Linked DNA regions of Homo sapiens: region 2 is linked to region 1. A link is a loop called in an ENCODE intact Hi-C map of the cell type or tissue named here. Cell type or tissue: heart right ventricle. All regions are shown on one strand. Links, peaks and the distances in the headings refer to the core of each region. The heading gives the core; the rest is flanking DNA. Region 1 overlaps ZFAND5 (zinc finger AN1-type containing 5). Region 2 overlaps TMC1 (transmembrane channel like 1).

Region 1 (15,451 bases), core at 5,487-13,486:
GAACTCTGACAATGGGTATGCTGGGAGCTGTCTGATTTCCTTGTCCTAGACAACTCATACAATGCAGTAGAAAAAGAATTCTTTATTCCCACTGCCTTTCCTTAGCCCTTCTTCAGAGCAGGGGAAGTGTGACTGTAGCTTTAAATAGTTTAAATAGTCCTTCAAATACGGCAAATAAAACAGTATCAATGAAAAAGAAGATAAAATGAGTGGATTACTCATATGAGTTTCAGTTTTATCATTCAGTTTCACAGAACTCCAAAGAATAATGTGATTAAGTGGTTTCTTTTTGCAAGGATTTTCCAGGTGAAAGATCTGAGCTATATATTGAGGAACCATAGGATTAAAATAGACATGGGTTTGCTTCTATGACAGCATTTTGCAAAATAACATGACCAGGTACTATTGCTCATGCCTGTCACCCCAGCACCGTGGTCAAGGCAAGTAGATCACTTGAGGCCAGGAATTCAAGACCAGCCTGGCTAACATGGCAAAACCTCATCTCTATTAAAAATACAAAACTTAGCCAGATCTGGTGGCACATGCCTGTAATCCCAGCTACTCAGGAGGCTGAGGCATGAGAATCACTTGAGCCTGGCAGGCAGAGGTTGCAGTGAGCCGAGATTGTGCCACTGTGCTCCAGCCTGGGTGATAGAGTGAGACCCTGTCTCAAAACAAACAAACAAAGCAAACAAAAACACACACACAAAAAAACCCACCTCTGATGTGACCCATGGATAGAAAACAACAAATTAAGTTTTAATGAGACTATATATGCTTGTACTTTAAAATGGGGCTAATTCATAGATATAGAAAACTATACTTATGACAGTTCATATAAATGAGCCACTGGACTGTCCAAATTTACCTCTTTTTATTGTATGGACCTAGTGAGTGCAGTGGTGCGATCTTGGCTCACTGCAACCTCCGCCTCCCATGTTCAAGTGATTCTCCTGCCTCAGCCTCCCGAATAGCTGGGATAACAGGCACCAGCCACCGCATCCGGCTAATTTTTGTATTTTTAGTAGAGATGGGGTTTCGCCATGTTGGCCAGGCTTGTCTCAAACTCCTGACCTCAAATGATCTGCCTGCCTCGGCCTCCCAAAGTGCTGGGATTACAGGCATGAGCCACCATGCCCAGCTAGGAGAAGTATATCCTTTTTTTGTTGTTTGTTTTGTTTTTTTGAGACAGAGTTTCCCTTTTGTTGCCCAGACTGGAGTGCAATGGCGCAATCTCGGCTCACCGCAACCTCCGCCTCCTATGTTCAAGCGATTCTCCTGCCTCAGCCTCCCGAGTAGCTAGAATTACAGGCATACGCCACCACCTCTGGCTAATTTTGTATTTTTTAGTAGAGACGGGGTTTCTCCATGTTGGTCAGCCTAGTCTCAAACTCCCCATCTCAGGTGATCCGCCTGCCTCAGCCTCCCAAAGTGCTGGGATTTACAGACATGAGCCACCATGCGCGGCCTAGGAGAAGTATATTCTAATTAACAGAGTCACTTAGGAAGAGCTGTAAAAAATAAAGATTCTCCCACACATTCTGATTCAATGGGAATGAATCGAGATCCAAATATGTGTATGTGTGTGTGTGTGTTTTTTGTTGTTGTTGTTGTTTTGAGACGGAGTCTCGCTCTGTCGCCCAGGCTGGAGTGCAGTGGCGCCATCTCGGCTGACTGCAAGCTCCGCCTCCCGGGTTCACACCATTCTCCTGCCTCAGCCTCCCGAGTAGCTGGGACTACAGGCACCGCCACCACGCCCGGCTAATTTTTTTTGCATTTTTAGTAAAGACGGAGTTTCGCCGTGTTAGCCAGGATGGTCTCGATCTCCTGACCTTGCAATCCGCCCGCCTCGCCTTCCCAAAGTGCTGGGATTACAGGCATGAGCCACCGCGCCCGGCCGTTTGTTTGTTTTTAACTCTCCAGTTGATTTCGGAGAATGCTAAAAGATTTAGGCTACCTTTCTAAGCATGATTTAGGAAAATCTCATCCATTTTCAATATTTGGATCCAATGGATTAGGAGGTATTATAAACATTAGAAGAGTTTCAAAGACTGATTCTAAGGCATCCCTCCAGCAATAGCAAACTAGGGTACAGGTTCAGGGAGAAAGTATACAGCAGAAGAGGGAACACTTAGTAATAAACAAGTGCTGATGTCCTGAACAGACTCAGACTAAATTTGAACTTCTCTATTATTTTAGCCTTGGAAATAGTAGGTTATAGATGATTTAGTTTCTCTCCATTACACAGAACAGTACCTTGACGAATCAGCCAGGACTATAAGAAAATATTTGGACTTACATGATTGAGACAATTACTATGTAAGATGACACACTTGAAACTCATATTTCTTGGCTTGCGAACACATGCATCATGTAAAGCATGATGTCTTAAGACCCTGATCTGAGTTTGAGAGGAGTGGGAGAGAAATATCAGGAAAAAGCAAACTAAATGTCAAGGCAAGGTTATTTTTAAAAGGACCAACCAGAGGACTACATTTGTGACCCACCAATTCATTTTCTCCATCAGTTCATGGACCATTGTTGTTGCCTCTAATAAGAGGCATGTGTTTTCTCCATCAGTTCATGGAACCATTGTTGTTGACTCTAAAAAGAAGAGAAAAGGTATTTCATTCTTTTTCTTATATTGTCTTAGAGAAGCAAGGCAGATTTGGTATTCTTGGCTTGTGTAACATGTATTTCTCTCTTACAGTGCTCAAGTATCTTCACAGGAAGGCCATTTAGATGGTGGGTCTTTGAGTCATGGATCTCTCTTTAAAAATTCTACCAAGAAACACAGACACCAAATTTTGCATGCAATTTCAGGGACTTATGGACCCCAGCTTGACTTGTCAGCCTCACAGGAAAACTAGTGGTGGGATTTCATTTCCATTCTACCAAATGAATTTCAGTTGATTAAAAAATGACCAATTGTTACACTCCATAGATCAGAATCTAGCCTTTTATACATCTGTGAATATAATCTTTTGCAGAGATTATTAGCCCTGTTGAAACTAATTTTTTTTTTTTTTTTTTAGATGGAGTCTCTGTCACCCAGGCTGGAATGCAGTGGCTTAATCTTGGCTCACTGCAAGCTCCACCTCCCGGGTTCACACCATTCTCCTGCCTCAGCCTCCTGAGTAGCTAGGACTACAGGCGCCAGCCACCACGCCCAGCTAATTTTTTTTTTTTTTTTGTACTTTTAGTAGAGACGGGGTTTTACCGTGTTAGCCAGGATGGTCTCGATCTCCTGAACTCGTGATTCGCCCACCATGGCCTCCCAAAGTGCTAGGACTACAGGCGTGAGCCACCATACCCGGCCCTGAAACCAATTTTAAAACACTGAATCTCTATCAAGCCCTCACAATGTGCTTACCACGACTAAATGTATTTATATACATCATTTTAATTCTTAAAGTCTGCATAGATGAATGCACTAAAATACTCAAGAGTAAGTAACTTTTCTAGAGTCACACAGTTTTTGAGTCACAAACTTCAAAGCCAGTATCTAACCACCATCTACTCCTTTGCTTTCCCACCCTAGAAGGAAAACTTTACTCTCCACCTACTATGGTTACAAATTTTGTAAGATGTGTTTTCCCTGGTAGAAGAGGCTTCAAGTAACAATCTACACCTAATAATATCCAACATTAATTTTGAAATTCTGACCATTGATCTTCATGAAGTTCAAAAGGAATTTACTTTTTCAGTTCTAAAATTAACACGACCAATTTAGTAATTCAGAAGATTATTTTTGTCCATTGTACTAGCTTATGATCTCCTTGAAAGCTGAAACTATGAATGCCTCACTTATCCTGCTCACATGTGGCACGCCTAGGCCTTAGGAAGATGCCCAGTGTCAAATACAGGAATGTGTTTGCTCCTCTCAGTTCTCAATGGCTTCCCAGAAGATACCATAGCTTCCCACAGATGTAAACCAGGAGAATCCTCTTGTAACAGCTTTAACAGGCCTGTTTCATTTTATTTCTACTGAGTAGCATACATCTAGCTCATTTTAAAATCCAGCTCTTGATCTTTAGTTTTAAAAATATGTACCACTGGCTGGGCATGGTGGCTCACGCCTGTAATTCCAGCACTTTGGGAGGCAGAGGCAGGTGGATCACCAGAGGTTGGGAATTCGAAACCAGCCTAACCAACATGGAGAAACCCCATGTCTACTAAAAATACAAAATTAGCCAGATGTGGTGGCGCATGCCTGTAGTCCCAGCTATTCAGGAGGCTGAGGCAGGAGAATCGCTTGAACTCGGGAGGCGGAGGTTGCGGTGAGCTGAGATTGTGCCATTGCACTCCAACCTGGGCAACAAGAGTGAAACTCTGTCTCAAAAAAAAAAAAAAAAAAAAAAAAAAAAAAAAAAATTGTGTAACACTGGCCAGGCGCGGTGGCTCACGCCTGTAATCCCAGAGGCAGGTGGATCACATGAGGTCAGGAGTTCGAGACCAGCCTGGTCAACATGGGGAAACCAGGTCTCTACTAAAAATACAAAAATTAGTGGGGCATCATGGTGCATGCCTGTAATCCCAGCTACTTGGGAGGCTGAGGCAGGAGAATCGCTTGAACCCTGGAGGTGGAGGTTGCAGTGAGCCAAGATCATGCCATTGCATTCCAGCCTGGGCAACAGAGTGAGATTCCTCTCAAAAAAAAAAAAAAAAAAAGAAAGAAAGAAAGAAAGAGAAAAAAAAAGTGTACTGCTGAAAAACTAACTTTAAAGTTTGAAATGCTATTATTCAGTACCAGGTATTATGTTCAAACCAATGTGGGGGCTTCCGTATAAGGGGCTACACATCATTGGGCAGATTTGATTAGCTGTGACAATTGTTTAGAGTCCTTAAAGAAGGCTTTAAGCACAGTCTAGGAGTGTACTATGTGATACGGTTTGGATATTTGTCGCCACCCAAATCTTATGTTGAATTATAATCCCCAGTGCTAGAGGTGGGCCTGGTGGGAGGTGAATTGATCATGGGGGCGATTTCTTATGGCTTAACACCACATACTCTTGCTGTTGTCATTGTGATAATGAGTTCTTGTGAGATCTGGTCATTTATAAGTGTGTGGCACCTCAACCTTCTCTCTCTTCCTCCTGCTCCCTCTTTGCCTTCCACCATGAGTAAAAGCTCCCTGAGGCCTCCCCAGAAGCAGATGCTGCCATGCTTCCTGTAGTCTGTGGAACTGTGAGCCAATTAAACCTCTTTTCTTTATAAATTACTCAATCTCAGGTATTTCTTTACAGCAACACAAGAATGGCATAATACACTACGTAATAATAGCCACATATGAGTAGTGAGCACTTGAAATGTGGCTAGTCTTAATTGAGATATGCTCTAAGAAATTGAAGATAGTACATATAGCACATTTTAAAATGTGGCTATTAGAAATTTTTAAATTACATGTTGGCCTACATTAAATTCTATTGGAAGCCGGGCGCAGTGGCTCACGCCTGTAATCCCAGCACTTTGGGAGGCCTAGGCAGGCGGATCACTTGAGGTCAGGAGTTTGAGACCAGCCTGGCCAACATGGAGAAACCTCGTCTCTACTATAAATACAAAATTTGCCAGGTGTGGTGGCACATGCTTGTAATTCCAGCTACTTGGGAGGCTGAAGCAGGAGAATTGCTTGAACCCGGGAGGCGGAGGTTGCGGTGAGCCGAGATCATGCCATTGCACTACAGCCTGGGCAACAAAGGTGAAACTTCGACTCAAAAAAAAAATATATATATATATATATATAGGAAGGCACTGGTAGGGAATTTAAAGCACGGCTGTTGGCCCAAGAACCATTGGTAGACAGCATTCTAAAGAATTAATTAAGGCCAGGTGTGGTGGCTCACCTCTGCAATCCCAGCACTTTGGGAGGCCAAGGCGGACGGATCTCCAGAGGTCCGGAGTTTGAGACCAGCCTGGCCAACATAGTGAAACCTCGTCTCTACTAAAAATAGAAAAATTAGCTGGGCACGGTGGTCCATGCCTGTAATCCCAGCTACTCAGGAGGCTGAGTAGGCAGGAGAATCACTTGAACCCAGGAGGTGGAGGTTGCAGTGACCTGAGATCGTGCCACTACACTCCAGCCTGGATGGCAGAGTGAGACTCTGTCTCTAAATAAATAAATAAAAATGAAGTAATTAAGCATTTTCTATTTTTGGTAAATTATTGATTTTATAGAATATTTAATGATTTTCAATACTTTAGGTTCTCAGTTTATCAGTTTGTAGATTAAATAAGTAATTTTCTTAGATTCCCTTCTGATTCCTAAAATTTAATAGGGATCTTTGAAAAATAACCTCCCCAGTCCAGAAAAATTGTCAAAAACTCCTCTAGTTTGGACAAAATGTAGAGTTTGAGATGTCTTAGTCAGTATTTAGTCAGATATGAGAGCAATCATGATGTTTCTGGCCTAGAGAGTGGGAAGACTTTCCGACCACTCTGCATATGTTCATAGGGAGACTGTATTTTGTGGTTGTTTTATAAAACAAACCACATATATACTTGGATCGCTTCAAAGCCAAATAGAAATGACTATGTATTATCAACTCCTTAGAGAATTTAAAATAGCAATTATTAAAAAGCACAAATAAAATAAACTGCTGGATTGGAGTGCTATTCCTTTCACATGCTTTCAGTGTTTCCTAGGAGCAAATTCACATCATTTCTAGGTTTTGTTAAACACATTTTAATTTTATTAAACCTAAACCAGATCTTGTTTATTAGGTTGTTCTTGGCAGGTGTTATATAAAATGAAGTAAATTGTATTTAAGAACCACAGAGTAAAAAATAAAATCATGACCTTAAAATGGAAAATTTTGGGTTTATACTATTCTTTTAAATCCATCAACCTGAAAAGTTTCACCAAAATAGGAGAATTAGTCACCATGGAAGATAGATCCCTGTAAGGAGATCAAATAAAGGTAAACCTATTCTGTTAATCTTCTCTCCTTTTACTTCACACCTTCACACCCTGAATCTTCACTAATGTAATCCTCTTAGTATTTTTTACTAGTTTTTCTTTTTTTCACTTAGTATTTTTTACCAGTGTAATCTTCTTCTTTGTATTGAGTCACATAATGGTTACATCTGTTTTTCCCTGAATGGACACCAGTTATAAGTGGGATGCTTGCTGTTACCATGGGTCCCAACTTATCAAGTAAAAACTGCTATCCTTTAATCCACTTTAAAAGCCTATCTTTCATTCAAAGACTCAAATAAAAGTGCCTATCACTCGAATGCTAAAGGACCATGCCTGAATATGAATGCATCACATTTTGATGGCTATAGATTGCACCCACTTCTAATAGGTATCATCACTTTATTTATCAGACTTCTGAAGTCTCATGTTATTTTTGTCATCTGATATAATCTAGCCACTGATAAAACTGGTTATGCTACCCCAGATATGCAAAGCAATCTAATTTTCATGCCAACCAAATAAGCCACAGTATAACTAAAAACAACTTGTTTACGCATAGACAATTTTTGCAGGCATTTTAAAATATAACACAGATGCTAAAGGCTAATGGCTCGGATGGCAGATTATTCTTATTTAAATATTACAATTTTTGACTGTAGAGTTACTTTTACAATATTAGTGTAAAACTTAACATTAGAAGCCAAATAATTTTAGTATGTGGATATTATTTATAAGACCTACTATGGGATAAATCTAGGGTAGGGGTTCCTCAGGAAACATGACCCTACTAAGGAAGAACTTTTCTCATTAGGGTGGACATGAAACCACAACACCAAGATGTGTAAGAGTTTTCTTTAGAGAAATGCTTGAGGTTCTATAATAGTAGACAAATACCACACAACAGAAAATCTAAATCGTATTTGTCAACTGGTATTGTAGTTGCATGTATGAATACATTTTTAGTGATGGGAAGGGACAAGAGGGCAGAAGCATATTACATAGCAAGGACCAGCCAACATTTTTAATTTATCCTGGATTATATTCACAAGATCAGTCTGAAAAATTTACCCAGACACAAGTATTTAAGATGAGGTCATTAGGCTAATTTATTTGTATTTTTTTTCCTGGCTGATGCCTGAGCTCTACAAGGTAAGTGCTTAATGTTATTTTGTTAATAGTTCTTGCACTTATCTAAAATTTAAGAATGTGTAACAAGGATTTCCTGTTAACTTCTGAGTTGACTGAAAAATTACCCCAATTCCTGAGCAGCTTTGGTTACATTATCAATATATACAGGCTGAGGTCCTGTGGTGTCAATAAAAATCATCATAAAAAATGTATTCAACACAGATTAGCCAACTAGAAAATAATCTGTAACTTCTTTCATCTTGCTCTTAACTACTTAAGTATCCTTAGCAACATCCCTACCCATAATAAAAGGAAAGTGGCACTTAGCAGTTGCAGACAAAATGGAGTCTTACATTTATGGCACAAAACAAAACAAAAAAAGTCTTACATTTATTAACTTTACTTCTATGGCTGTAACAGAAATACTCTGGAAGAAAACACAGAAACAGTCTTTGCTTTTATATAAATTTAAAACCAGCACTTGTGCATAGAAATAGCTATAAAATATTAAATGGCACTTTTGTATTCTGTTGTACTTTTTTTTTTTTTTTTACATTTGCTACACGGTATTTATTCAATGACTGTATATTTAGTCACCACCTCAACCACTGCTAAGCTCTCTTCATGTCTATCTGTACCAGTTTCCCATCTTAGACTGTGATGTCAACTGGCAAGGGCTGGCTGTTGGCCGATTCACCATGACTGACATGGTGCATGTTCACTTGTTTTTAAAGCAGATTGTACAAACAGGAGAAACAAACAGGGGAAACTGTATTTCCAGTTTCTTTTTGTTAACAGCCTGTTGCCTCACCCATGCAAACTCTTCTAGCTAGTTTAAGGCTACATAATCTTATTGCTAATCAACCAGCAACCATACCTATCACTCTCCAAAATTATAAGTTAATACTTATGGACAAAAACCACTATTGAGAACTTTGCATTCAAACAGACAAGAGTCGGCCAGGCGCAGTGGCTCACACCTGTAATCCCAGCATTTTGGGAGGCCGGGGTGGGCGGATCATGAGGTCAGGAGATCGAGACCACCCTGGCTAACACGGTGAAACCCTCTCTCTACTAAAAATACAAAAAAACCCAAAAAACAAAAAACATTAGCCAGGTGTGGTGACGGGTGCCTGTAGTCCCAACTACTCCGGAGGCTGAGCCAGGAGAATGGCGTGAACCCGGGAGGCGGAACTTGCAGTGAGCTGAGACCATGCCATTTTACTCCAGCCTGGGCGACGGAGCCTCTGTCTCAAACAAACAAAACAAAACAAAAACAGACAAGAGTCAAATCAAGTCTTTGTACATATTCAAATATTTACATGTGGAAAAGATTAAATAACCTTTCTAAATTATGAGTTACCTAAAATGTATGTGTGCCTTTGAAATGGAGGATATGGGACAGCTTGAGAGGCTTTGCTTCTCAGTGTGTATTGATAAATCCATGTGAATGTTATTACCAACCCCCAAAATACAATAATAGTATGCTTAACATCTTGCTATTATTAGATTATTTCCCCAATTTTAGTTATTTCCTAGCAACTTTATTTAATGCAGATCTCTTGCAAAGAAAGCCTTACGGAAAAGAATGATTCTAATGACTTTAAACTGCAAGTTTAAATAACAAATCTTTATCTTTTCACTATACAACTTGATGTAACCAATCCTGTTCTCAAAGTTTTCTTCCCAAGTTATGGAAACCATTATTCCAGAACATTAAGACAATAGCAAATACAATGTGCCAGGCACAGTTTTAAGTGTTGTCACCTTCACACTCCTGAAGGTGGTTGCTGTCTTCATTTAAGAGATGAAGCAGTCCAAAGTGGACCTAAAATAACTTGCCCAAAATCACGGGCTGGTTCCAGGGTCCCTCATCTTAATCACTATGCCATAATGCTCAGAAACAGCTTTCCCTCACAAACTAATTTTCCCCACGTTGTGGGAAGCCTACCTAGGATCAAACCTGAGGCTCTAGTTTTACAGATCAGGCACACTGAAGATGAGGTTTTCAAAAAGGACTCACCCATTTATACTGCGAATTCATGTGGTCACAGCCTAACAAAACTTCAGGTCATGGGGGTGTAAATATTTGTCTGCTTATGTAAGGGAAACATGGTATATTATTAAATTGCTTAATATCTGTACATTTCAAAGGACTTCATGGCCTTGCATTCAGGTTTGAATGCAAGAATTTGGGTAGAACTGAGTCCTCTCAGGTGCCTTACACACTGATTCCCTTTCTCCCCAGTCAATGGACAACCCTGACAAATCTTTGTTCTGATCTGGTTTAATGTTTCTTGTAAAACAAACAAACAAAAAAAAAACAAAAAAAACTGATTGGCCGGGTGCGGTGCCTCACGCCTGTAATCCCAGCACTTTGGGAGGCCGAGGCGGGCAGCTCACCTGAGGTCAGGAGTTCAAGACCAGCCTGACCAACATGGAGAAACTGTCTCTATTAAAAATACAAAAATTAGCTGGGCGTGGTGGCTGGTGCCTGTGATCCCAGCTACTTAGGAGGCAGAGGCAGGAGAATCACTTGAACCCAGGAGGCAGAGGTTGCAGTGAGCCAAGATTACGCCATTGCACTGCAGCCTGGCCAAACAAAAATCTATCTCTTGCTACTACTCAGACCTTCAGAGTGATGGAGTCCGAGGGCTCATCTTACCTTCTCTATACCACTCTTACTTCCATTTTTAACTTGAAAAATTAAGTTGCCCTTCTAAATCTTCAACTTCTAAATTTTCAACTCAATTGTGACTTTTCATATTCAGAGAAATACTACCCTATGTCAGTATAGGAACTTTGACATACATATGTACCTCCCTAACTTGAAGCAAAAGTAGCAGCATGCAAAGAACTGACAGATAAAACTAGGGTATTTCCACCCCAAACTCCATCACAGAGAAGCAACAGTTGCACTCTGGTAATCATTTACCCCAGGTAAAGTCAACATGTACCTGTCACCCCTTGTTCTTTATGATCTGGCATAAACGCTACAGAGACCAAGTCCATGGGTGAATCTCTGTATTAGAGCCAAACCCAAAACAGAAATAAAACAGAACTCTTTTTGTAAACTAAGTCATACCTACTTTCTTCTTCAGAATTGTCATAAAACATCATCTTTTACAACATGGAGAAGCGAGGTAGGCCATAATTGTTCAAATTTCATCTTTCTCAAATTTTAAAATTGTTTTAATCCCAAAGGTGCCTATTGAATTCTTCAAAAATAAACTGCCTATCAGGTATCATACCTGCAAATGCTTCTAATATCTCTTGATTATCACTTGAACAAGTTCAGCGATGGCAAAGGAAAAAAAATTATATAGCCATGTAAAGTAACATTTTCTAATTTTCCCCCTTTAGGACTCCAACTATGGCTTAAAAACCCAATGAACAAGTGAAGTTTCCCTCTGTACATGGCTTTTATTATTTACATAATACAATATAGCATCAATGCTGAATAGCATGATTATGTGCAATACATAAATATGAACTATCTGTACACATCTGCAGGTCTAACTCAGAACTAAGGTACATAAAATTGAAAGCAAAACTGAATGCTTTAAGAATAAAAGTAAAAACTAGGACTGAACATTGCAATAAATCAGAAGTAGTGCCTCGTGTACATACTTAACTATTTACAGATGAAAACAGGCATTACCACAACACTAACTATACTCATTTATATATAAAAAACACAAGTTTCATACATCACAAAAAACCTTCCATTATAACACAGAAGTGATTATTACCAGACAAGCATCAGTGAAGTATACTGCCTTTTCTAGTTGTTATTGTACAATGCTGTAGATAATGCAGCCCATGCAATACACCCAAGAACACTAGAGTCCTACACCCAAGTACAATATGATAAAGCAGCCCTCTGCAAGTGGTGCTGGATACCACTAAGAAGTCTACTGCAGCCATGTTGGTTATGATTTTCCATGCAGAAGGGTACAGTTACATTAAGAACTGAAGTCTTTTAAAAAGCTTTAAACATTCTTTCTTGAACCAAAACATTCGACAAAAGATGCACATGAAAAATTATTCAGATACCTTTGCAACTTAAAATTCAGATGCATGTTATTCAATAGAGCTGCTGTATGTGAAAACCAAACGTAGAGTTTAAATTTCTTCTTGTAAACAAATTAATCCTAGTGCAGTTCTGTGCTACACATTTTTAGCAATGAGTAATGCAGACATCTTCTGGTGCAGGCCAGTACAATAAGCTTCAAAGGTTATCTCAAGACCCTGTTGTTGGCTTGATGGTTTTACTTATAACCAGTTTCGATGTTTACCTTTCACAGAATGTCTTATTTGACAGCTTTAGATGACCAATTTAACCAGGCTTATATATGGCGCCAAATACTGGTTTCACGGGAAAGAAGGTCTGATCCTCTTTATGAGCATTTCTTCCTGCTTCCAAAGAATATGTTGTGAAATTAAAGAGGGTGAAGTTTAACTATGGTAGAAGTAGACTGCCAGTCCTTTTCTGGTGTACCATTTTAAAAAAATACAGGCACATAACACTAGCCAAAGATTATACCTTGATTACATTCCCAAAAGGCAGATATGCTGCAAACATGCAGAGATTTCATTTATTTTGTTTGGCACATGGGAACTACATTTTGTTCCTATTATCTGTGTGTTTCACTTTGCTGTGCAGATTTTCATCCAATTTTTTTCAGGGGAGGGCATATACATTTGTAGGGCTGTATCTATCCAATTCTGCCTGTAACAAACACCCAAACATCCTAAAATATCAATTATAAGACAGACAAGTGTAATGTAAAACTCTGGAGAACATCAAAGAAAAATGGCCATGCATCTGCTCTTTAATGTTTTCCTACGATATATTAAAATAAAAACAAAGTTTCAGTCTCTTCACAAGAAGTAATTTATATTCTCTGAATTTTTTCAGCCACAACAACTGGATTCTCTTTTCTGATTTTTGCTGCAGCTTCTGCTTTGTAATCATACGGACAGTTGTGCTTGTCAGAGTAACGGTGAAGTCCACAAAACAAATTTCCACATCGGCAGTCAAACCCTGTACAAACGAAGAAGTAGAGTCATTTGAGAACTTGAGGCAATTAAAAGAAAAAAAAGCCTTAGTCACTATAGAAAAGGAACCAGATTTTCATTGCTTTGTAACATAAAAGACAGTGAACTCTTTTCTTCCACTTCCTGGTGATAAGACACAGTCAACTCTTACAGAGTCTATCACGTTAACCTGGAAAAGGAACTTTTAACTTCCTTTGACATGGTGAGAAATTCAAATAACTATGTTCAGTCTTTCCTTGCAAGGGCAATAGCGAAGTGTTTGGTAAGCCAAACCACGTGGAGAAAACAAAATGGGCTATCTGCCAGCTAATTTCTCCCAGATGCTCTCCCTCTATCGACTCCTGTAGATGCAACGCAGGATAAAATTTACACAGGCTCTGGAGTTAGGCTAAGCTGGATTCAAAACACAGTCCTACCATATCTTAAGTAATGCTTCCTCAAGTGAAAACAACCATCAAGGTCTGAGATTTGAAGGAGACAAGAAAAAAAGCACCAAGAACATTCCCTGCATAGCTCAAAGTAGGTGGCGCTTACTGTTAGTTCAGTAACATTTTCCCTAGGTATACAAAAACTTTTTATCAATCTAATAAAATAAGAGGGCCTGAGTTAATAGTTTTATATGATTAGGAGACAAATGGAAGTAAAACCCAACTTCTTTCCACCCCAATACCACCTCCTCCACCTTTCCTAGACTACAGCTAGTCAGGCTTTTTTTTTTTTTTTATGTGTAAGACCAACTAGTCTCTTAGGGAGTGACCAAAAGCTCCTTGTTAACTGCAGAAGTAAAACATACATTGTCTTGTGTTTTGTAATACCTGTAAGACCAACTTTCTTTCTGCACATGAAACATCTGTTTTTCTTTGGTTTGGGCAATTCAGGAGCTTTTTCTTCACTCTGAGAAGTACTGGGCTGAGAAACTGATGGACTGGGCTGAGTGACAACTGAAAAGGACAAAAACACAAATTTGTCAAGCATTCACTGGCTAACATTTTTAAGTCAAAAAAGGAAGTATTTAAGAGAAACAGGAAGATGCCTGATAAAAATGTTTATAAGTATTCCTTGAAAATACAAGCTTTAAACAGAATCTTCCATTTTAACATCAGAACTTGATTCAAATCTGAGAAATTCCTGCCAATCACCATACTACTTGCTTCTCTAATTTTGTAAAATGATCGCTTCACTCAAGAAATTCCTTTAAAACACTGGTAACAGCCAGTACTAAAAACAAAATCCTAATTCTGTTTTAAAGAGCTGGGAGATGTTAATCATATGCTCAGTTTTTCCACGTTATAATTTCCTAAATGCAAACTTTTCAATCAGGGCAGTTCAAATTCATTACATCACAGTAAATAACAGTAGCCAACTTTGATTTTATGCTTATAGGAAAAAAAATCCTGTAGATATAAAAACAGCAAATTTTGACAAATAAAACTCAAACCATTCATCCCTAAATCAACGTCAGATCCAAAAATTCCAAAACAATCATTTTACCATTTTCACAGGTGCACTAAACATCATAGGAAGACTTGAAAGATTTTTTTAAACCTTGGTTTTAAAAACAGATCGGCAAACAGTCTTTAGAAACTACTCGAGAAGTATTGATTTTAAACTATTAAGGATTCCACAGGCAGAACAAGAATCTTATCTAAAATGGGCATCCACTATCGACAGAGATAGCATCTACAAACAGTCCCACCGTTTCTCCACCTAAAAAGGCTTTAAGTTTCAGTGTACACATGGCATCAATAAAATTTCTCACAATGAACAAAAAATACATTACTGTACTAAAGCCCACACTGCCACTAGTTCTTTAACACAAAAATAACAAAATTTATATCTACTTACATATAATTCAACTACACCTGAAACACTATAAACTCAGGTTTTAATATTAATCCAAATGTAACAATAGCAAATTTATGTATGCAATGCTGAAATTACTGCCCAAATATGCCAGCACCAATGCTATTAGCATATAGACAAGCTCCTACAACAAGCTGATTGATTTAATGGCAATTTTCTCTAAAACTCTGCCCAAATTTATAATTCAATTGCATTAGCAATGAATCTACTGGGAGAAATAGCCTAATATTAGACTAAACGAACAATATTCTACCTACTGCTACTGTGACAACATTAATGTTTATCCTGATGTCATGAGGATAAAGAATAATCTAGGGGAATAGTTGTATGGGGTAGAGGGAGGGTGTCAGCCATTTCTTTGGCCACATCTGAAAAATGAACTACGGCTCCTGAGACAAGGGAAGAAGGGGGAATAAGAAAATGACACAGAAAAGGCAAATAGCAGTGAATCACAGAATGCCTACTAAGTAATAATAAATGCAG
Region 2 (15,451 bases), core at 3,958-11,957, 460 kb after region 1:
GAGGGTCTCCTCACTTCTCAGATGGGGCGGCCGGGCAGAGATGCTCCTCACCTCCCAGACGGGGTCGCAGCCGGGCAGAGGTGCTCCTCACATCCCAGATGATGGGCGGCCGGGCAGAGGCGCTCCTCACTTCCTAGATGTGATGGTGGCCGGGAAGAGGTGCTCCTCACTTCCTAGGTGGGATGGCGGCCGGGCGGAGACGCTCCTCACTTTCCAGACTGGGCAGCCAGGCAGAGGGGCTCCTCACATCCCAGACGATGGGCGGCCAGGCAGAGACGCTCCTCACTTCCCAGACGGGGTGGCAGCCGAGCAGAGGCTGCAATCTCGGCACTTTGGGAGGCCAAGGCAGGCGGCTGGGAGGTGGAGGTTGTAGCGAGCCGAGATCACGCCACTGCACTCCAGCCTGGGCACCATTGAGCACTGAGTGAACGAGACTCCGTCTGCAATCCCGGCACCTCGGGAGGCTGAGGCTGGCGGATCACTTGCGGTTTGGGGCTGGAGACTGGCCTGGCCAACACAGCGAAACCCCGTCTCCACCAAAACCAGTCAGGCGTGTCGGCGCGAGCCTGCAATCGCAGGCACTCGGCATGCTCAGTCAGGAGAATCAGGCAGGGAGGTTGCAGTGAGCCGAGATGGCAGCAGTACAGTCCAGCTTCGGCTCAGCATGAGAGGGAGACCGTGGAAAGAGAGGGAGAGGGAGACCATGGGGAGAGGGAGAGGGAGTAATTTTGCGCTTATAAGGTTTTTCCTTTGTAATTCGTCATTTACACACACTATATAAGAGAAAGGCATCATAGAGTTTAGTGGATGGGATCACCGTTTTAGGTGCAATAAATGAAGACCAATGAGTACATTTATAATGCAGAGAAGTTCAGACTCGAGTATCATGGTTTACAATATTCTAGTAAAATTAGCACAAGATAGCAAAAGCAATGGACCTCAACTTGTCAGCTGAAATGTTGAACTCAGTAAATCTTGGCCCTGTAGCCCACCTTCTCCCTATAAGTTTACTAGCATTTCTAGAAGCAGGGAAAGATGGCTAATATCAACTGCATATTCTATTTATGCCTTTGAATTCTACTAAACTCCTGGATACTATCATATGCCAGTCACTGTGCAGTAGATGGGGTGGATAAAAGGATTTGATAAATATGGTACTTGCTTCACAAAGTTCACAGTCTAATAAGAGCTCGAAAGAGACACACACAAGAGGCTGCAGAAGGTTCAAGGAAGGCCTAGTTTGCTGTCATGCATCTGGCAAGTGGTGGAGCTGAATTCTGGCAGGGGCGGCTTCTTTTCCTGAAACAATGGCTCAGGTCTCTCAGAACCACACTGGTGCTGACTCCATCACCAGCTTTCCTTCTATGGTCATCCTCAGGTCCCCCAACAAAGTCTGAGGGCAACAGCACACTCATCACCCTGTGATTAGCACATTGCCTGGTTTCCACTGTCCTCCTTTGAGTCAAACTGGTCTCAGTCATCCTGGAAAATATGACCTGGGGGGTTGGTAGTACTCATTTGCTTAAAATCTTCCAGTGGCTTCTCAAGTACTTAGAATGATTTCCAAATCCCTTTCTAGGCCTTCAGTACCCTGGATGATCTGCTCCTTTTCTTTCTCTCTCAAGTCATTTGCTACCTCTTTTGCTCTTGCTTTGTAAAGTTCACATGGGCTTCTTTTTATGCTCAAACATGGGCTGCTTTTTATGCTCAAACACAAGATGGTCCTTGCATTTGTAATTGCTGTTTCTCCCGCAAGGGGTGCTGTTGCCCTAGAGCTAGGAATGGCTGGTTTCTTCTTGTCATTAAAGACTCAGCTATTATGTTACCTCCTTAGTGCTCTTCTCTGACCACCTATTCTAATGTAGCCAATCAGGCACTGTTTATATCAACACACTGTTCTGTTTTCTTCATAAGATGTGCATCTATTTGACATTACTCTTGTAAAATGTACTCATGGTCTATCTCCCTCTGTTAGAAAGAATACTCTATGAAAATAGAGGCCCTGACCTCTCTTATTTGAACTGTGTGAGTCACGTAGCAGGCAGCATGTGTTGGCTGGCTGTTTGAATGTTGAACCTTCTCATTTTTGCACCATCAAGGCAGCACTGTCTATTGCCAGAACTCTGCCTCCTTCGAAGCATGTGCCCATGGAGTCTCAGTGTTTGTAATGTTTTTGAGTTATTGAGCCAGTAATGCTTCTCTCCTCACCAGTGAGGGAATATCCTTTATAGCTGATCTTCTATCTCTTTTATCTCCTGCCCTCTAGTCTCTGGATGAGTCCAACAGTTAGGACTGTTTTCAAGATTTCAGGCTAGATCTGTCTGGCTGTCTGACTTTGAGATGGTACCTTTTATAAGGTCGTCTCCATCACCCTCATTGAAAGTGCCTCCTCGGACTGGCCAAAAGCAGTTAGGTAATGCTCTTCGGTGAACGACAGTGAGGTAATGGCTACAGATACAGGATGCTCTTGTGTTGCTTTCCCATTCTTTGCTATGAGGTATTCAGCTGGCTTGGTTTCATTTCTATTTTCCTTACCTGATTCAGCTCCTCTGAGGCAGACATAAAAATTGCCATTTCTTCCTTAGACCATTGCTTGGCTTGTACTTACCTTTTATCCCTTGGCTGCCTTCTTCTTAAGTGGCAGAAAATCTGAGTGCAAATATGAAGTCAATATTACATGACCTGGATGCATAAAAGCTGTAATTAAATGACTGTAATTTATTATTTATTGACTGCTGACAGTGTTCCTGGGTTAGTAGAAAGTACAGGAAAAAAGACAAGTTCCTGTTTTAGGTCACAGAGAAGGAATTTTCTCCCACGTTACCTTTGGAAGGCTCAAAAAAGCTCTGTCAGAATCAAAACAAGTTTTAAAACATTAATGATGGATGACGAATCTTTGATGTAGATCCCATTGTCATTGACTTACCAAATGGATAGCTTACACGGGTGAGGGCCTACTAGGTGCAAGCCATTATGAACAAACTCTGTGCTAGGTGATAAAGGAATACAGGGATGTAGAAGATGTAGACTTACGTAGAGGTTGCAAATTTGGCCTGCAGGGTAGATTCAGCTAATGGATATTTTTGTTTGGTATGCCCAGTGGTGGTGTTTGTTTTTGTTTCATTTTTTATGAGCTAATATTTTAAAATGAGAGCTCTTACATAAAAACACATGGATTTATTGTTTTTCTTGAAAGGCTGGCAACATTAAATCTGTATTCCCACTAGGGAGAAATTGGCTGGAGTTGAGAAACCACTGCCATCTGCAGTTGGGATATTCATTCTCCAGTTCCTCATACTCTTCACCACTCTTTTCTCTTACAAGCTCCCGATATAAATAGAGAAATCAATTGTATGGCCCTTGAAGAGAAAGTGTGTGTGTGTTTGTGTGTGTGTGTGAGAGAGAGAGAGACAGGCGTGCATCAGTAGAAATGCAGACACAGAGGAGGAGACATTTGAACTAAGTCTTGAAGAATGATCAGGATTTCAAGAGATGAAAGAAAGAATTCCCGGTGGAGGGACAAGTGTAAGACAGAGCACCAGAGATAGATAGTGTGGGCAATCCAGGCATAGATTAAAAAAAAAAAAAAAAAAAACTAAAATGAGGCTGTTTTAGAGCAGAAAAGGCTAATAAGAATGTTTCTCTGCTATTCTCCTAGACCTGCTAATCAATAATATGGTTTCAGAAAGTACCTGTCATGAAGGGAAGGACAACCTGAGATAGGCAGAGGACATACTTGAGAATTCTGTCAGAAATAAAAGATAAAATCATGGTCCTTTCTACTGTATGCATGCATGTGCATGTATACACACACACAAAGCACATGATTTTTTTCTTCTGAATTCCAAAAATAATGCCAGTTTATTGTAGAAAATTTGGAAAATATAACAAAGCTAATATGAAAGTAAAAATCATAGGTAATCTCTGCCACTAATGAGATTAATTATTTGGATTGTTGAATCAAATAGTGTTAGATAACAAGTGCTACATATTTATATATAGTAACAGATTTTTATAAATATACACATATATACTTTTGTATACGTATATATGTGTGTAAACAGGTAGTAGAGTAGACTGGTTACTTGCTTTTATTTGTTTTACCTAACACTGATCATTTCCCAATGCTATTAACTGTTGTTTTGTAACATACCTTTTAAATGGTTGTATAATATTCTGTATGCAAATGTAGTATAATTAATCTAATTAGTTTTTAATTTGCTTTAAGTTGAACTGTCTAATTATTCTTATGATAATAAGTGTTGTGATGACATTTAATTATATCCATGTACATAAGTATCTTCATAGATAAATCATAGTGGATGTACAAATTATTTTCTTATGATAAATTTCTCTGAGTTGAATTGCTCAGTCACAGTAGAGGGCTTTAAAAAAGTCTATTCACTTTTATTACAACAGCCTCTGTAGAGACTCTGCAGATTTCAGCATTAGATTCAGAGATCTATAGAATGCTAAAGTTAGGTGGATTTTGACACAACCAGTTGTAATGCATGTATTTAACATATGAAAAATTGCATCTGTGAATTGAAATGAGGTTCCTAAGTTTATGTAGCCAGAGAATAATAAGGACAATGAAGTACACTTCTGGACGAAAATGTTATGTTAAATGTATTGATTTCTGTACTGGCTCTATCTGAGTAAGCTGGGTTAAAAGGGATTGTGAATATTTTTCAAGACACAAATTTATGGTCATAATGTTATCACAACAAACCTATGAAGATTAACTAAGGTGGAAAAATTACTGGCTTGGAGCAGATTACCAGACCAATGTAAGTTAATGTAATGTAAGTTAATGTCTCCAAAGGCTTCTCTGAGCACAGTTCTCAGTGTTTCAGAAGAGTTCATGAGGAGTAGAATAGTTTGTCCCTAGGAAGGATTTTAACTGCTCTAATTTAATACAAAGTGTGCCCTCTTGTAAACTTTGGGTTTTCTTTGGCAGTTCAATGCAGAATATCTTTATCTTCACTTCAGTTTTCATTGACACCATTCTTACTATTTACCAGCAAAGCAAGTAAAGAATATTCAAGAAGAAATAGAATTAGATTCAGGGCATGATGGGGTAAGGGAATGTTCAATAAACTCAGCATGGTGTTCACAGTTGTATTTTTAAGGTGATCATTGCTCACTCGTAAGTGAGAGCCGAACAGCGATGGGAGACTTCTTTAAAGTCTGATGAAGGATGCTCAGGATTATCCATAAATAAGAGGCATATAATTGACTGACTACCTTAGTGGATTCCCAATCATATTATATTGTATTATGTCACATCTCAATGTACTGCTTATTTTGTATCAGAAACTCTACAAAATACTTTACATGTATTATTCCATGTGATCGTACCAGCAATGCTGTGAGGTGGTATTATTGTTCCTACTTTACAGTAAACTGAGGCTTAGAGGATGTTAAATAATTGCTCAAAGACACATTAATGGTTAGTGGTAGAGTTAGGCCTGAAACTCGAGTCTCATCACCTTCAAAGCCATCAACCAAATTTCCATCATGTTGAATTTACACCGTAATGCTTGACTCTAGAAATTTTAAAAATTCTGCCAAAACTTGAATAATTCATACACTAAACCTATGGCTTTTGGAACTCAAAGTGCTCATAGGCTTAGGCAGGCTACCTGTGGTAGAATGGAGTTAGCAAATGAACTGGGATACAGAATTAGAAGATCAACTGTTCTCTAGCTGGGAACGTGGAGATATTATATATCAGTTCGGGAAGGTAGAATGATAAAGAATCAGGAAGAAATCATCAGCATCCCATAAGGGGTTGAGAACATGGGAACAGGGACAATGCAGACTGTATTTTAAGTGTTCCTTGAATATGTGGACAGGATCTGTCTGCAGTTAACAGGATCCTATTCTCAACTAGGGTTGAAGTACAAAGCCTCAAGTGCTCAATCATCCTAGCAGACGAGGCTAGAGTTTGTCCTAGATCAGTGCTTCTGGAATTTGAGCATACATCAGAATCCCCTGAGGACCTGTGAAAACAGCATTTCTGATTCAGTAGATCTGAGGCCAGGCCCGAGAATGTGCTTTTCTGACAAGTTCCCAGGTGATGCTGCTGACTCTCGTCTGAGGACCACACTCAAAAGCCACTGCTCTGGAGCCACAGCCCAGACTAGCTTGCAGCTCTAAGCAGAGTGATTCCAGCTGTGAGAAATGGGATTTATGTGCAGAAGGTCAGGCAACTCATTCCACAACAGAATTAATTCTCTCTGAGATCCTGAATTGCATTTCATATTATCCACAGGTTGGCAATCTGCCTCAAATAATGAAACTTGCAGAGAGAGAAGAGATCTTCCCAGGCTTTTTCTTTGTCAAGTGAGCACCATATGTCTTCCCTCTGGGTGGATGACTGACTTAGCACATCACAAGCAAAGGTCCAAAAATTAAACAACATCATTTCCAATCCCTCAACTATGATGGACTTTAGCCCAAATCCACATGGGCTTTTCTGATGCTGGCCCCCAACAGTCTTACCAGGAATGAGCAGTCATTAGTGAGTTTATTACACTTAGCTCATTCAAATAATTTTATGATCTCAAAGTTCAAGAGAATCTGTTTTTTTTTCTTTTTCCCTAACCGTTTTTTACCTTTGAGCTTTTTCTATTTTAGAGACAAACAAAATATATTGCAAATTGATTTATATTTATTAAAGTATTGCTTTAAAAATTTAAAATATAATATAACCTAATGTTTATAAAAGCCTACCTCTAAAACAATGAGCACTGACTTTTATACTACATATGTGTAGTTTTTCTGCCTTCTCTTTTGTTTTAGTTTTAAAGTGAGAGCTTCTGTGTTTATTGCATAAGTTAAATTCCATTTCTAAGGTGTTTACAGAGAAGCAATTCTTTCATAACTGGTTCTAATTTTCAACCAATAACGTATTTTTAGACTAGAAAGGGATCTTAGAAATGAACTAGTTCAGAGGTTGGCAAACTTTTGCTGTAAAGGGCTAGATAGTAAGTATTTTAGCTTTTGCAAGCCATGGTGTCTCTATTATAACTGCTAAATGCTGTTGTTTTAGTACCAGTCATAGATAATATATAAATGAATGAATATAGCTGTATTCCAATAAAATTTATTTGTTAAAACAGGTGGCAGTCCAGATTTGGCACATGGGCCATAGTATGCTGACCTTTGGTCTAGTTCATTTTTGATTTATGTGTCAGGAAACTAAGCCTAATGAGATAAGTGACCTGCCCAGCTTACCTAGCTAAGAAATGGTAGAGTGAAGTCTAAAATGCAGGTTTGAATCCCAGTCAAATGTCTGTTCTACAAATCCACTTGGTCCAGTATGGCCACCCTGTATCCTTTCTGTGCATCAGGCCAATTTATAGATCAAGGGGGTTGTTCCTCCAGCTGTCCCTGCTGCAAACACAGCAGGAAGCTAGGGACCCTAGGGTGTCCTTTATGCTTTTCTAGTCAACTAGTTATAAAATGTCTCATCTCTAATGACCCTCAGGAGCTCTATGTGCTTGTGAGAGAGTGAAGAAAACAGGCATTTAAAACGTTGAGTTTTCTCCACGTTCAGTAGTTTGGTGGGCCACCTCATGATACCATTCTAAGGAGGCGAAGGCTTAAGATTTGATTTTTAAACAGAGACAGAGAAAGGCTGTTCCAAGGCAACAGATGGGTACGGGCCAACCGAGTAAGCATTTTTCAGATGTGTTCTGTGATCACACAGGGCTCCAGGGGAAAAGTGCTGAAGATCATCCAGAGCAGGGCACTCCCCCAGAAGGAAAAAGACTCAGAGTTAATGTTCTCCAGATAAGAAGCAGTTCATTTTTCTCCATGAAGGACACATTTTTTTTCCATTGATGATTTCAGCACAAAAACTGTCAACCAAACCTTTTTGCCTCTTGTGAACATTGCCCTTCTAGAAAGTCGGCAAACTAACGAAACACTTTGTAGCTGTCCTTCAACAGTATCTAGAGTGATACTGCAGTTATCCAGGTCATCTTTGTTCTGTTTAATACACAGGACTCTTTATTATTTCATTATGTATCATCCTATCATTTTACCTTGAGGGTTAACCATTCCTGTTATGCCATACTTGCTCTTCTTTCCCTGAATCTGTTACAAGGGAGATTGTCCCTATGTTTCAGTTGAATAGGAGAGTAATACTGCCTTTTAGGAAAGTGATGAAGTTGAGGCCTGGATTCATGAGACTCTTGAGGCCAAGCATTTGAAAATTGAGAATGGTTTTGTTGGAGTTCCAAATCAGGAACCAATTCTATCTTTTTACAAATATATTTTTGAGTTCTTGGGTTTGGGAGGAACAGAGGCTCTCTTGGATCATCTTTGTGTGTGTGTGTGTGTGTGTGTGTGTGTGTGTGTGTGTGTGTGTGTGTGTTGGGGAGGGAGCTGTTATGGGGATATGTGTGGTCTGAAGCACACCTGGAGATAATAAGATCTGAGCAGTGCTAGGAACCTGCCAATGTCTTGGTGTCTTTTTCGTGGTCTTCTTGGCCCTCTCATTTCGTATTTACTGCATTCTTATTCCCTTATTACCAGTTGGTCAGTCTCCTCTGATTCTCTATCCCAAATTAAATAAGAGCCAGTTTTATTGCCCTTGCTAATTAGCATTTACTCCATTGTTAGAATCTCCTGTTAGGATGCCTAATGCATCACCAGGAAGCCTTTAGATGGGCCACCCTATCACAGTTAACCACTTCCATTCTATTGGTTTTTTGTGGCTCCTCTGTACAAAAAACAGCCTAGTGTTGCTGCCCTGAGCATGAAGGTTAATATCCAAGACATGGAGACTGGACATTGAATTGAGTAACTTCTTAAGCTTTTTTTATATTTCTTTTGCTGTATTTACTTTATGTTAAAGTTAATTCACATTTTCATTGAAAAAATTTTTAATATGCAAAACTTGAAAAAGAAAAGGAAAACTATAGTTCATCACCCGCATATAAAGTATGACTATCTTGCTGATTATTTTCCAGTCTTTGTGCATAGTTTCATATAGTTGATTAATGTGTGGCTTTATATTTTTTGTTTAACATTAGAGCACAGTTTTCCTCATGTACATAAATATTCTTTCAAAATGATTGTAATTCATTGCAATATATCATAGTATAAATATACTGTATATACATAACTAATGTTCAACACTTAGATGGTTTCATCATTGCTTGTTAAAGTTTATCATCACATCAGATAATTTTATTAAGACAGATTCTAGAAGTTTTCTTACAGAATCAAAAAGAATAAGATTTTTAAAGCTTTTAATATGTACTGTCAAATTGTTTTTCTGAAAGGTTGCTACAGTTTTTACTGTCACCAGCAGTGTATAAGGGAGCCTGTCTTGCTGTACTTTCATAGCATTGGATGACAGCATTTAAAAATGAGTCTCACTGTGTTTAAAAAAAAAAAGGTGCTTTCTTTGTTTTATTTATATCTGGTTACTTATCCTAGTGATTATTCTGCTATTGTTGCTGAAGGGAAGTAATTGAAACCCTAGCCATGCCTATGCAGAACAATTTGCCTTTCAGTTTTGACCATGTGAGACGCTAATCCAATGAACATTGTGTCTCCTCTAGCCTTCATACACCGAATTCGACATCAGTGGCAACGTCCTCGCTCTGATCTTCAACCAAGGCATGATCTGGTAGGCCAGCTGTTGGACAGCTTATCACTTACAGAAAAGCCTCCCAGGTTATTTTTGCATACAGCATTGAATCCTGGTGTTAGAGGAGAATACAATCGGTGTCTAACTCCATATTTACTTTTGCAAAGTGGATGCCTGTATATAGTTTCCTTTTCTTTCATATCTTAAATGTCAGTCATCAAAGGTGTCTCTCTGTTTTGCAAAGCACTTCTTCATCAAATAATGGGAGTCTGTGTTCTGGTTAGCAGATTTATTTGAGGACTATATTTTTATATTTTGTGACGCCAGGATCTAATATTAAAACATTAATAATTACATTACCACATGATAAGTATGAAATAAATTAACATAAGGCCTTTCCGAGAGACCGAGTTTATTTTGTTGTCACTACTAAATATATTTAAAATGTAACTTATAGCTACTTTTAAAAATAATACCTTATCAAATCCAATAGTTTATCGAGATGAAACGCATGTTTTAGGAAGGTCGAGTTAAAATATGATCTTCATTTTGTAACTTGTTTTATAGGGCCATGGCACATCAGAATTATTTTTTTTGATGTGTGAAGGGTTGTCATATCTTTTATCAAATTAGAGCATTCTCACTGTAAACTTGACAGGTTAAGATGAGTCGATACAGTAGAAATCGTTTTTGAGTTTAAAAACTGAATCACGACATCCGATTCATCTGGGGACCATGTGTCTTGGAAATCTGTCACTTCAGATTTCCAGCCTACAAGCAGTTACAATAAGGCTACTTTATCCTGGGGACATGTGCCTAAGACAATATTATGCTGCCAACCATACCATTGTCCTATTCACAAGTGCCGGTATAGACTCAGTTTTTGAACAAGTTTCATATATTGTACCAATAGATCTGTCCTGAATTATTAAACCTTTGGGTGCTGACAGACACCGGACCCCTCTGCAAATGCTAAAACCGTCTTGCTTCTGTCACACAAAGACAACTCTCCAGGGCTCCATCGTCCTGCCATGGGATGACTGTTAAATTCCTGTGCCTGACTAGGTGAATCAATATGGAAAAGATATTATAAAAATATTGTTTCCTCCTTTGTCAGGTAGGTTTAAAAATCTAATTTTTATTCCCTTCCTTTCTAAATTTTCCAAGTATGACTCACATGTCCAGACTCACTAAGGAAGGAAATGCATCCTACATTTTCCAAGCAGGGAGGAAAGTCAAGGTGGCCCGAGGAACGTCTACTGACACAGAAGTAAAGGGAGCAGCTTCTGTGGGTTCTGAGCTTTCATTTCCTGGAGTTCAATTTGCTGTTATGGCAGAAAATGGCTAACACGGCTATGGGAGTAATGAGAAACCACTGTTCTATCAGTGGCTTTTACACAAAGTGTCATAAATCCTTCAGGCCTCATGGGTACCATTCACGCAGACATATGCTGCACGTCGATTGTGTTCTTTCAGAGTTAAGACAACAGATTGGTCTAGAAATTTGTTTTTATTGTCAGAAAAGCTGTTATAATGGCTGTCCTGCTTGGTTTCACTACTGATTTTGCAACTATGTTAGTCCACTATTGTTCATATTGAAATTCTTAAATATCTAACATGTTTTTCCAGTTCTCTCGTGGGCAGATCCATTATCAAAATCTCTGCACTGTCTTTTTCTGTTTATTAATTCTTCAGACAGTGGTCAAGCTTGCTTCTGGCTAATTTGAAGAGAATATTGAGTTTTTTGAGCATACAAAGATATTCACACACTTTCCAAAGTTCCAGAAGCAAACTGACCATTATTCTATTATTCACCTTCACGTCAATGCTTGGCACAAATATTCTTTTCCTAACCCTAGGAGGCTGATGAGGGAGGGGGATGTCATGTAGAGGGAGGTGTGGGGCAGGTGTAATGTAAAATTAGTAGGCTGACTCTGCACAAAGGTCCTCACACACAATCGTTCCATTATTTTATGAAGCATGAGGATATAATGCCTGAGCTTAACCATTTTCTACAGAAACAATTAAAAATGTACGGGGATGTTTTATTCAATTCCATTGGCTTGTGACTGGAGATATTGAATTACTCCTTTAGGAATCGCTGAGTAGTGGAGGTTATTTACGCAGATGTTGTTAACATCAACATTTATAGATAAAATCCATTTTGCTATGATTTGGTTGAATGATTAGTAACCTTTATTTACGCACTTATTTTTTGAAATACACATGATAGTTTCTGTGCTAATATTTTTAAATGATGAAAGCACAGAATATCTTTATCATAGCAGGATATTGAGAAATGGCAGAGAACACACAGTGAGAGAGAAAATGAGTTTTGGACATTGCTCCAACACTGCTTCACTGGGTACTCTCCCGCCAGGTTTATCACCTTTTTTTCTTCACTTTCTCAGTTGATCAGATGTGAATAATTTACCTGACATGTACATGTCGCTGATGTAATAAGGAGAGTTAAATAAAAGAAGCTTTCATTTTCTTTGATCTTCCAGGAAGAAAAGAATTTTATAAGGCTAAAGTGTTACAATGATTTTTACTGACAGATGATGGGATCATGCCTGGGTAAGGGACTTAGTGAGCCGAGCTGATTAGTAATGCATGAGTAAAGATAGGATGAGCATTAACATTCGGATATTATTATGCCAGGACTTATTTTTCTAGCTTATGGCTCTTGAGTTATTTGTTTAAAATGTCTTTGTGATACTTATTTTGAAATTTTGAAATTTATTTATAGATGTATACACAAATAATAAGCATATACATACAAACAATGTGCACGTATATAGGTACAAATATATGTGGTTTTAGGCAAGTCTCGATTTTGAATTACGTGCAAAATTATATTTTAGAATTGATCAGGTTATGCAGCAATGAAACAACCTCAAAATCGTAGCAGCTCATAAAAGGAACATGTTCAATGTGGGGTGGAAGAAGAGCTTTGCTCTTAGAACTTACCTTCACTTTAGAGACCCAGACTGATGGAATAGGATCCATCTGAAACATTGCTATCACACTAGCAGAGAATGAAGAGAAGGAAAACCACACAGGACTTTTAAAGTTTCTACCCAGCAGTAAGGACCTAATTTCTATTCATACTTTATTGGCCAAAACAAGTGATGTCACCACCTGATTTTTAGGAAGACTCAAAGTGTATTACATCAACATGTATTGGTATTGGGGAGTATAATCTAGTGCTTTGCAATTCTAACCCATTAGCTGGGACTATCACTTGCTTACTTGCTCACTTTTTTGGCGTTCCCTCTCTCTTGCTGTCCTGTAACAAAAGTATACTGTATTGTTTTAAAATCTGTCTTCTCATTAGAAAAAAATAGTTTAACTTCCTACAAAGTCTTTGTTCAATTCATTATGGTAAAATATCATTCGTATCTATTGTCCGAAATCTTGTCAACAAGACAGCCCAAATTGTGACAATATTCCACTTTTCAAATAAATGAGTTAACTTTGGGTTGGCAAAAGTTCAATTATAGTGGAAACTAATTTCTTCATCTAAATTAAAAATGTCTCTATAATGAACCAAATTTACGTTGGATTGGCTAAACAACTATTCAGGGAGTACAAAATGCTAAACCTAGCTATAAATGTTGAGGGCTTCATTATAGATAGGACAGTTTAAAAGACAGGGCTCCCCTTACATTTTTAAAATAAGTGCACATATATCTTCTTTTTGATTTTGAAATAATAAATTGCTATTTATATTGATTTATGGTGCTAATGAATTTTCTCATCCAAGAAGAGTGAAACTTATTTTGTTGAAATAATCAACTAAGCCATCAAGTAAAAGTGACCACACCTAAGTTGTTCCCACCTAAAAGTAGTATTTTAAAATGCTTATAAAAACTCAGATGCACAAAGCAGAGAATTCCCAAGACAAGCTAAAGTAAGAAAGTAAACAGATAAACTAAATTTAAATAAATGTGTGGAATTTTCATCTCAAAAACCTATAAGCTAGTTATAAATTTTCAATAAAACCCTATTTTAGGAGGCACAAACACATCATTGCAATTGGCTTTAAAACACCATATCACCTACAAAGAGAAAATGATCAACATCAGAAAGAGAAAATTTATTTTAATTTTTTTCTTTCATTAAGCAAAAAACTTTTTTCATTTGTACAGTCGTGGCCCACTGCAACCTTGACCTCCTGTCATTAAGCAAAAACTAATTATTCATGACAGAAGTGATTAATGCAAATGTACAGTTTTTTTGAGTAGAAGAAGTGACTTTAAGGGTTAATTATTTTTAACAAGTTATATTTATAGGTGTATTAGTCAATGATATAAGTGTTGGGGAAAGTTTATTTTAGAATTAGAAGAAAGAAGTAAAACAATTGTAAATATTGTTTACTCTGTTGTAGTTTAAATTCACTAATGATAGTAGGTATAGTTAGTTACAGCATCCTTTCTATGAAATAATTATGATATGCAATTCCTACAATAATGGGGAAAGTGGCAAAATGTGTTTAGAAGTTGGAAATAGATAAGTGCAGTTTCTTTATGAAAAGGGTTTGTCTGGTTGAAAGTGGCAGTGTATTTTCTGCCTTTGGAAAAGAAGCATGATGTCAAATAAACAGGTGCAGTGTGACTTTGTTATGGAGTAAAGACTCAAAACTGAGCAGAGTTCTGTTTTCTTTCTAGGATGGGCTCCTTCTTTGCTCCCAGCCTCCCAGGCATCAATATCCTTCGACTCCATACATCCATGTACTTCCAGTGCTGGGCCGTTATGTGCTGCAATGTTCCTGAGGCCAGGGTCTTCAAAGCTTCCAGATCAAATAACTTCTACCTGGGCATGCTACTGCTCATCCTCTTCCTGTCCACAATGCCTGTCTTGTACATGATCGTGTCCCTCCCACCATCTTTTGATTGTGGTCCATTCAGGTCTCTTGCTTTTGAAATTTGACTCAGGCATCGTGTTCTTTCGGGGGTGGAGGTGGGAATGGTCATTCATTGTATAAGCTATTTTTTCCCCCCAAACAATGACATTTTTGGTTGGTGGAAATGAGATCCCGGCTGGGCGCAGTGGCTCATGCCTGTAATCCCAGCACTTTGGGAGGCTGAGGCAGGCAGATTACCTGAGGTCAGGAGTTCGAGACAAGCCTGGCCAACACGGTGAAACCTCGTCTCTACTAAAAATACAAAGAAAAAAAAATTAGTCGCGTGTGGTGGTGGGTGCCTGTAATCCCTGCTACTTGAGAGGCTGAGGCAGGAGAATCACTTGAGCTCAGGAGGCGGAGGTTGCAGTGAGCTGAGATGGTGCCATTGCACTCCAGCCTGGAGGACAAGAGCAAAACTCTGTCTCAAAAAAAAAAAAAAAGAAAGAAATGAGATCCTTTGGGTATTCAGGTTCAATAGGTGACATGGAGATTCTTAGGCAAGTTCTGTCTATTTCCTCATTTGGGAATCATAAAAGAGAAAATACTTTATACTTTTCCAGGCTCTGCCTGGGTAAAATATGTATGGTGAATCTGAGCTGTTTCCATGTTAGAGGATAGCTAAGAGCAAGGTCTGATGACAGTGGTCTGGATGTGAGTTTGCCTGACTCTGGGCCGTCACATCCAGACGTGGTCAGCTATCACTACTTCTCTTGTGCATTACTACCTTAAAAAGAGAGAGAGAGAGACAGACAGAGAGAGAGAGAATACCCCACACTTTACCTAGGAAAGAGAATTATTACTAAATACTAATGAGCATAAGGAGGGCCACCCAATTTGTTATCCAAAATATCACATGCTAGTGAAAAAAATTAAGGCTGTTCCACATATATATTCTCTCCTAATTATCATTCAAGTCAGGAATCGAGAGTCACAAC

The links. Hi-C counts contacts between places; a loop is a spot of excess contacts. Peaks named below come from ENCODE experiments on the same cell type or tissue, not always from the same donor. Only the 100,000 strongest peaks of a DNase experiment are listed, where the experiment ranks them.
Region 2: it touches region 1 in a loop (3-fold over the local background); 9 of 110 quality-filtered maps call a loop at or near these places.

The regions. Positions count from the first base shown.
Region 1 is chr9:72,343,011-72,358,461 of GRCh38, forward strand. ZFAND5 (zinc finger AN1-type containing 5) reads right to left here. Exons shown (of 7, transcript NM_001102420.3): 6 at 13,921-14,046; 7 at 8,403-13,091. The coding sequence ends at 12,943. It overlaps LINC01504 (long intergenic non-protein coding RNA 1504), which reads left to right. Exons shown (of 5, transcript NR_110952.1): 5 at 1-200. Among named protein-coding and RNA genes, the nearest start is that of ZFAND5, 14 kb to the right of the region's middle. In heart right ventricle, for the core only: no CTCF peak of the experiment used is centred there; a DNase peak (open chromatin) is centred at 8,727; H3K27ac peaks cover 2,887 bases.
Region 2 is chr9:72,806,562-72,822,012 of GRCh38, forward strand. It overlaps TMC1 (transmembrane channel like 1), which reads left to right. Exons shown (of 24, transcript NM_138691.3): 19 at 9,582-9,649; 20 at 14,281-14,520. Among named protein-coding and RNA genes, the nearest start is that of LINC01474, 60 kb to the right of the region's middle. In heart right ventricle, for the core only: no CTCF peak of the experiment used is centred there; no DNase peak of the experiment used is centred there.